Linked DNA regions of Mus musculus: all the other regions are linked to region 3. A link is a loop called in an ENCODE intact Hi-C map of the cell type or tissue named here. Cell type or tissue: heart. All regions are shown on one strand.

What was found. Hi-C counts contacts between places; a loop is a spot of excess contacts. Peaks named below come from ENCODE experiments on the same cell type or tissue, not always from the same donor. Only the 100,000 strongest peaks of a DNase experiment are listed, where the experiment ranks them.
Region 1: it touches region 3 in a loop (13-fold over the local background); 14 of 42 quality-filtered maps call a loop at or near these places.
Region 2: a loop joins it to region 3, with 5 times the contacts of the local background. A loop is called at or near these places in 3 of 42 quality-filtered maps.

The regions. Positions count from the first base shown.
Region 1 is chr13:54,564,742-54,567,241 of GRCm38, forward strand. 4833439L19Rik (RIKEN cDNA 4833439L19 gene) reads right to left here and starts at 641. Exons shown (of 9, transcript NM_133797.4): 1 at 441-641. In heart, a CTCF peak has its summit at 1,031 (motif pointing left); DNase peaks (open chromatin) are centred at 630 and 1,110; H3K4me3 peaks cover 1,306 bases; H3K27ac peaks cover 1,516 bases.
Region 2 is chr13:54,684,034-54,686,533 of GRCm38, forward strand. Rnf44 (ring finger protein 44) reads right to left here. Exons shown (of 11, transcript NM_001146026.1): 2 at 305-455; 3 at 1-42. The coding sequence starts at 411. Among named protein-coding and RNA genes, the nearest start is that of Rnf44, 2.5 kb to the right of the region's middle. In heart, a CTCF peak has its summit at 1,343 (motif pointing left); a DNase peak (open chromatin) is centred at 1,419; H3K4me3 peaks cover 1,433 bases; H3K27ac peaks cover 966 bases.
Region 3 is chr13:54,467,668-54,470,167 of GRCm38, forward strand. Thoc3 (THO complex 3) reads right to left here and starts at 1,173. Exons shown (of 6, transcript NM_028597.3): 1 at 874-1,173; 2 at 159-315. The coding sequence starts at 1,140. In heart, no CTCF peak of the experiment used is centred here; a DNase peak (open chromatin) is centred at 1,194; H3K4me3 peaks cover 1,783 bases; H3K27ac peaks cover 1,304 bases.

The sequences.
Region 1 (2,500 bases), 97 kb after region 3:
TAGAAGACCAACTCGGCATCACTAAAAGTCATCGCATTCTCACACAACCCTTGTCTTGAAAACAAACCCGCGGCGCTGCACAGCAGGCATTATTGGTCCAGATTTTTGTTCAAGTTCACTGCGGTCCTAGGGACATCCGCAAGCCAGACACACGCCCTTTCCCTCTCCCTTAGCGACCCCAAGCCCACGACTCTCTCGCAGGAGGTGCAAAACAAAGCCTCTGAGATGTGTAAAGCCAATCCCGACCTTCCCACGGTCCCACCCCTCAAGGCGAAGCCGGCTGGTTCGCAGCGAGCAGATGCTCCGAGGCTCACTGTGCGGGTCTTTCTGGTGTCCCTCGAGCCCCGCTAGGGTGGAACAGAGCCCCCCTCCAGGCCCCCCAGGCCGCGGCGCCCCGGAACTCAGGCTGCCCCCAGCTCCGCCAGGCCGCGGTCGGTTACCTGCTCGCCCGCCGCCTGCGGCCCGACTTCCCGCACTAAAGAGGCTCCGAGGCTCCAGATGGCCCAAGAGGCTGCTGGGCTGAACAGAGCAGAGCCATCGTGAGAGCGCGACGAACGCTCCCCTACGGAGGACAGTCGCCGGCCGGCAACCGAACCCCCAAACCACCCCGAGACTGTCGCAGGTCGCGCGAGACCTGACTCGAAGATCCGCGGGGCATGCTGGGAGTTGTAGTCCGAGATCTGAGCGTGCCTCCGTACCCACCACCACCGGAACACCTCCCTGTAGGTTGAACTCTAAAAGGGAATTCCACGGGGTTCCCAGAAAGGAGGTCACCTGTTTCCAGCACTTCCTCTGCGCTTTTTACTTGATTACAGAATTGTGGCACTTGGAGGCTGAGGCAGGAGCATTGCCTGAATCAAGGAGTGTGGTGGGGGCTGAGGATGAGAAGGGGGGAAAGAATGAAGATTGATGGCTGGAGATGGTTCAGTTAAAACAGTAATTACTGCACTTGCAGATGACCTGGGTTTGTTCCCAGCACCCAGGTTTGGTATCTCACAACCTCTTGTAGTACAGCTCCCAGGGTCTGCTGCCCTCTTCTGGCTCCCAAGGACACCGCAGTCGGTCTCCCATTCCCACATACTTGAATTTAAAGGGGGGAGACCCATCCCCCACTTTGCCAGACTCTCATTGCTTTATCAGGAAAGCAAGCTCAGGCAGCCTGTTAGCAGGTGGTGGCTTCTTGCAGGAAGCTGCAGATGTGGCACACAATAGACTTTACCTAGATTGGAAGACTCCACCCTAGGTGGGCTAGCCAACTGTGGCAGAAACAAAGTCTGATTCTGCCTGCTCAAGGCTGGGGGGAAGGGCACAGTTCAATGAACCATGAAGCCAGGTAGGCGCCTTCGTGGGTCGTGACCCACAGGTTAAGAACCACTACCATACCTCCCACACACAGAGAGGATCTGATAGTTAATCTTTCTCCCTTTAATTAGCAGTGGAGTCAGGCGGGCTCCACACTAGTACAGGACTAAATACAGGAGCATCCGCCTCCCCGGAAATGGATAATAACTATGAGAAAAGTGGACCTGGAGAGGTAGCCACTCAGAGGTCTCAAAAACACTTCCCTGCTCTGCTCCATGAGAGAAAGCTGAAAACACCCACACTCAACTCTGCTCCAAGTCCAAGGTTCACTGTCCGCTCAGGAAGAATCGGAGGGTGTTAAAAGATGGGAATACATTTGACTTTGCTTGCATTCTGTTAGGACCAAGACTGGGCCAGGAATTCATGTCTTCTGTAAGCTGTATACTTCATTTGTGAATAACACACTTGATTTGCAGTGTGACACTTGAAAAAGTATTCCCAGTGTTTTTACTTTACTGCTCCTGGGAGGAAAGGGTGCAGATCAATTCTCACATAAAAGGTTAAACATGGGGACGGAAGTGAAGGCTCCTCAATGGAGAACACTGGCTGCCGTTCCAAAGGACCCAGATTCAATTTCCAGCACCCATAGGACAGCTCACAGCTGCTTATCACTCTTCATCCAAGGGGTCCAATGCCCTTTTACAGCCTCAGCATGTGAATGACAGACAGGCACACATCTATGCAAGCAAAACAAACACAGGGCTGGAGAGATGGCTCAGTGGTTAAAAGGACTGACTACTGTTCCTAGAGGTCCTGAGTTCAATTCCCAGCAACCACATGGTGGCTCACAACCATCTGTAATGGGATCTGATGCCCTCTTCTGTTGTGTCTGAAGACAGTGACAGTGTATTCACATACATGAAATAAATAAATTCTTTAAAAAAAAAAAAGACAAACAAACACACACACATTTAAAAAACAAATCTTTTATAAGGTTAAAATGTCTTTTTTTAAAAACAAATGAAATATTTTGAAAATATCTTGTTTTAAGATTTATTTATTTATTTTATGTATGTGAGTACATGTGATTGGCTACTATTGCAACTGGTAGATCCTGAGAGAGAAACCGAGGCAGGACAACCAGGAGCAAGAGACCTCAGGTGGCAGTGAGCACATTGAGAACGGACTCTTAGGAGAG
Region 2 (2,500 bases), 220 kb after region 3:
GGAGCTGAGGCTCGGTGCTCCTCTACAGAGAGGTTTGATGGTCTGGGCAGCAGCTGCTGGGAGGGTAAGCGCTCATCCTGGGCAGGTGGGCTGACCAGGGGCCCCTCGTGGCCAAGGCTGTACCACACAGAGGAGCCCCAACAGGATAGAGGGGCACCACTCATTTATAATTCATGGAGAGAAGCCAGGGTAATGACCCACACTAGGAAGCCAAGTAGCTCAGGGCCCTGGGGCCCACCCCTCTGCCCTTGAACCCAAGCCAAGCTGGCTGCCCTTGAATTAAGAGATAGAGACTTCTTCCTACCTTCCCCAGAGCTGGCCTGGACTGCTGCTAAGCCTTGTAGAGACTCGCCAGTGACCCACAGGGGCAGAAGGTGGCCACTTAGTCACTGCCAAAGTCCATGGTCTCATCAGGAGGGCAGGGAGGTGGAGGGGCTGTGCCGGGGCTCACAACCCTAGGAGGTAATTAGAGAAAGATGTGGGGGAATAGAAAAAGACAGTTGCTTGTATAATTAGTACCTGGGAAACCAACAAAACCTGGACAGGTCCTCTGAAGCCAGGGGTCCAACACTGACAAGCTAGTCTTAGTTTCCTATTCTGTGAAATGGGGTCAAATCTCCTTAGAATATGAAAAATTCAGAGGCCAGACCAGTATGCTTCAGGGCCAGCTGGCCTGAGGAGGCTCAGGCTGGAGTAAGCTCCTCCTCTGCCTCATGACAAAGGCTAAATCTTGAGCCCCAGGCAGCTGGGACTTTTGGGGAGCTTTAGGCTCCCCTTTCATGTGGCTGGCTGAAGAGGAACTCCAGAGAGACCTGGGACTCAACTCCCCTCTAGATAAGTGCTAGGTAAGATAGTCTGACCTGCTTCCCAGCCTTGGAACTTGTTCTCTCTCCCGAGCCCTCCCCTCCAGTGCCCACTCGGGTGTGACCCCACAACTAAGGAAAGCTTTTAGCAGGCTTGGGAGAACAGACTCACTGTCCCAGGTTCCACATGTCAAAGCTAGGAAATGGGTGGCTTCAAGCCTGTCTCTACAGCCTGGTGCTCACAGAGGAGGGTATCTCAAGGCTCCACAGAGACTAGGAAGAAGCTTTCAGCTGGCAGCATGCACGGCCTGGTACACACCCATGTCTTGTAACCCCAGAGCAGGTCCAACCTCAGGCTTCTGCAACTAACTCAGTCAGGATGAAGCCTTGGCAAGGAACACGCTGAAACCCATCAGGCCCTGCAACACTGAAGAGTGTATCACACTGGACTAGCCAGCCTTGTGCCACAAGGTGGTCTTTTCACTCTTTCTCAGCCAACAAACCTATGGTCATCTGATGTCCAGTTTCAAATGCTGCCCCCTGCTGACACAGCAAGGGAGGGCAGTTCCAGTTAAGCACCTCAGCTGGTCCTGCAAAGGTCAGAACCATTTCCTCTACCCAGGACTCGCCAAGTTTGGGCCCCAATTCTCCAAGTCTGCAGGGAAGAATGCTTCCTCCACATTCCCCAACAGTGCCTGGCCTCAGCCACAGACCTGGGGTATACCAGCTGGATTCACTGCTGTTACTGACCGGCTCAGGCACTCAGCAGGAGTGGGATTCAACTGAAGAAGCCTCAATGACAGGGTGTTGTCAGAGTAAACAATGGGAGGTTATAATCACTCCCCCCAAATCTTAGTCTCTGAAATGAGGCTAAAGCATACAGGAATGGATGGATGGATGGACACACACACACACACACACACAACCCAACTGCATTTGCTCTCCCTCCTCAGTCAGAAAATGGGCCTTCTCTCCAAGATACCCTGACACATAGGCCCCCACTTTTGAGATTCCAGGTCAGGGAAAACTCAAATACCTGAAACAAGATGCCTGGCCTATCCCAACCCAGCAGACAGAAGGACATCTAGTGGGAAGCAATGGAGCCAAAGGTAACAGCATCACCCCCAACTTCTTGCCAGGGTCTTAGGCCCATCACTTCCTCTCCTTGAACTTCAGATTCCTCCTCTGTAAAAATGGGAACCTAAGAACGATCTCTCAGGGACCCATCAAAGGCTACTTTAAAGGGAAGAGAAGAGGCAGCCTTAAGTGAAGGCCAGCTGTGGTGTGAATGGTTGGCCTCCTCCTGCACCCCTACCCTAGGTAGACACAAGTCCCTAAGCGCTAAAGGAGGCACGAGCATGGTGTCCAGCAGTGTACCTGAGGAACAGAAAGGTGGTTCTTTAACTCCTGCCAGAAACTAAAGTGGTAAAGAGGGGACACACCCATTTCAGTTACTGAAACCCCAAGGACTTGTTCTAGACCACGGGGAACACAATTGGTCCTCCTGGCTGGTTCCCTAGACCCAAAGCCCCAGTAGTCTCAATGACAGTGGTCGGAGGGAAAACTACAGAGTACTTCAGGAGCCACGTGTGAGATGTAGTATCTTTATGCGTGAGTAGTGTCCCAGAGACGCAAGAGTGACTGAGCTGGACCAATCAACACACTCAAGGTCAACCAGCACCACTGCTTTCCCACAC
Region 3 (2,500 bases):
CCTATACATCTACAGCCTGCCAGAAAAGTGCTCTGTTCTGTTCCTGTCTTCTCCAGACAGACACATACAACCCATCCTGATAACCTGCACTTGCTACAAAGATGCTTGCTGCAGATCACACTAGCTTTTCCTCCAGAACCCCCTCTCTCTGAACTCACCTTTCGTATTCACAGTGGCGATGCATTTTGTAGTCCTCACATCCCAGATGCGAATGGTTTTATCTCCAGATGCGGTGACAAAGAGGTCAGGGTTGCTTGGGTGCCAACAAAGCTGGTCCACACTATCTCCGTGGCCCCGGTAGTTGTTTTCTTTGACCTTAAAAGAACAGAATCCAGATGCCACTTTTATCCAAACAGTGGTGCCTTGAAACCAGCAAAGATCTGGATAATTCAAAACAGAAATCTAATTCTTTTTCCAAAACTACAACACCCCCTCCCCCCCCCCCCCATGAACCTCTCTGAGCTTTGACATTGGCCCTTCCTGGCCTCCCTTCTTTCTTTTTCCACCACCACCTCAACCAACCTGTCCTGCGCTATCATTTTCAAATAAAGCCTTCCTCTCCACCCTAGGGGCTCTACCACCCCATTAGTCCCTAGCCACTCGTCACCAGGGCTCTTCTAGACCCTCACCACTTTCTGCCACCTGACTTCAACCTCCCCCGGCCCGCAGCCACGTCGCCACACCTCTTTACTGCCACTAAGTTCGCTCTCTGCTCTCCGCCAGGCAGCCTCACCCCCTTCGTCATTCCAACTCTTCCAGCCCCAAACCCCTTCCTCATCACCGCCAACGACAGGCCATACCCCTACCTCTCCTGCTTTTTCTCCCTCCGCACACAGCCCTCTTCTCCGCCAAGCCCGTGCCCTACAAGCTCACCAGCCGGTCCTTCTCCAGCAAGAACACGCTGGCAGTCTTGTCGAAGGACCCCGAGGCCAAGCGACGGCCATCGCAGCTCCAGGCGACCGAGTGCACCTTAGCACTGTGCGCCGGGAATTCGCGCGTCTTGCTGTGGCCTCGGAAGAGCTCCTGCATCCCGAGCACGTAACGAGACGGGCCACTGCTCACTGAGCACCAGGGCGCCATCGAGCCGGGGCCGCTCTGGCCGAGGGCCGAGGGGCCCAGGACCGCAGCGGGCGCCGCCATGCCTCCCTCCTCACGGACCGCGCGCCGGAAGCTGGATACTCTGAGTCTGGCGCCGTCGCCCTGCACATGCGCCGAAAAAGCGCCGCGTCGCTCCGCGCTGGCGCCTCTCACTCGCGGAACTACAAATCCCGCCATGCAGCGCGCGTCCACCTTTCCCTTTTGAAATAGGACTGATTCTTCCTTAAATTCGCTTTTTTTTGTTTGGTTTGTTTTGTTTTGTTTTGTTTTCGAGACAGGGTTTCTTTGTTTGTTTCCTGGCTGTCCTGGAACTCACTCTAGACCAGGCTGGCCTCTAACTCAGAAAACTGCCTGTCTCTGCCTCCCAAGTGCTGGGATTAAAGGCGTGTGCCACCACTGCCCGACTTGCTTCCCTCCCCCTCCCCACCCCCCACCAAGAGTTCAACTTTTTTTTTAAATGGTCTTCTTACCAGTTTCTTGGTAGCCTTGCTTATTCAAAAAAGAGAGTCAAGATAAATCCTCCAGTTTACCTGCATGTAAAATATCTTTTTTCTAGAGTTGTTTTTCACTGTAAGGTCCTCATCGTGCCCTTAAAGCAAAAGGCCATTGCAAGTTGTCGCTCCTGGAGAAAGGTTAGATGTTTGTGGAATGAAGGAATTGATAAGAAATGTGGGTTTGAGCCGGGCGTGGTGGCGCACGCCTTTAATCCCACCACTCGGGAGGCAGAGGCAGGCGGATTTCTGAGTTCGAGGCCAGCCTGGTCTACAACGTGAGCTCCAGGACAGCCAGGGCTATACAGAGAAACCCTGTCTCGAAAAACCAAAAAAAAAAAAAAAAAAAAAAAAAAAAGAAAAAAAAAAGAAAAAAGAAATGTGGGTTTGTCGGTTGGACTTGGGAAAAGTTGTTCGGTTAATTTGAGATTTGGTTTGTTCGGGGGTTTTGTTTTTGTTTTTAGTTTTTGAAGACAGGGCTTCTCAGTGTATCCCTGACTGCCCTGGAACTCACTCTACAGACCAGGCTGGCCTCGAACACACAGACATCCGCCTGCCTCTGCCTCCCAAGACGTTTTTCTGTCTTTTGATCTTGGTTGTTAAAGGATATTGTATATACATGATAGTAAACTAAAAGAAAATAGCGGAAAGTACAATGACCATTTTGTGTGCCATGCTCACATCTCTGATCCTCCCACTTATGTCTCTGTTAAACCAAAAGATACCCGGGTGGAAAAAAACAATGGTGCACAGCCAGGATTCGCCAAGCACTGGAGAAGAACTGTGCAGGGATAGGGGACACCAGAGGAATATATCCAACAAATATTCGTGTGAAAATGTCCTTATGAAGCCAGCTGTGGTGTCGCAGGCTTATAACCCCATCACTGGGGAGACAGGGACAGGCAGATCCC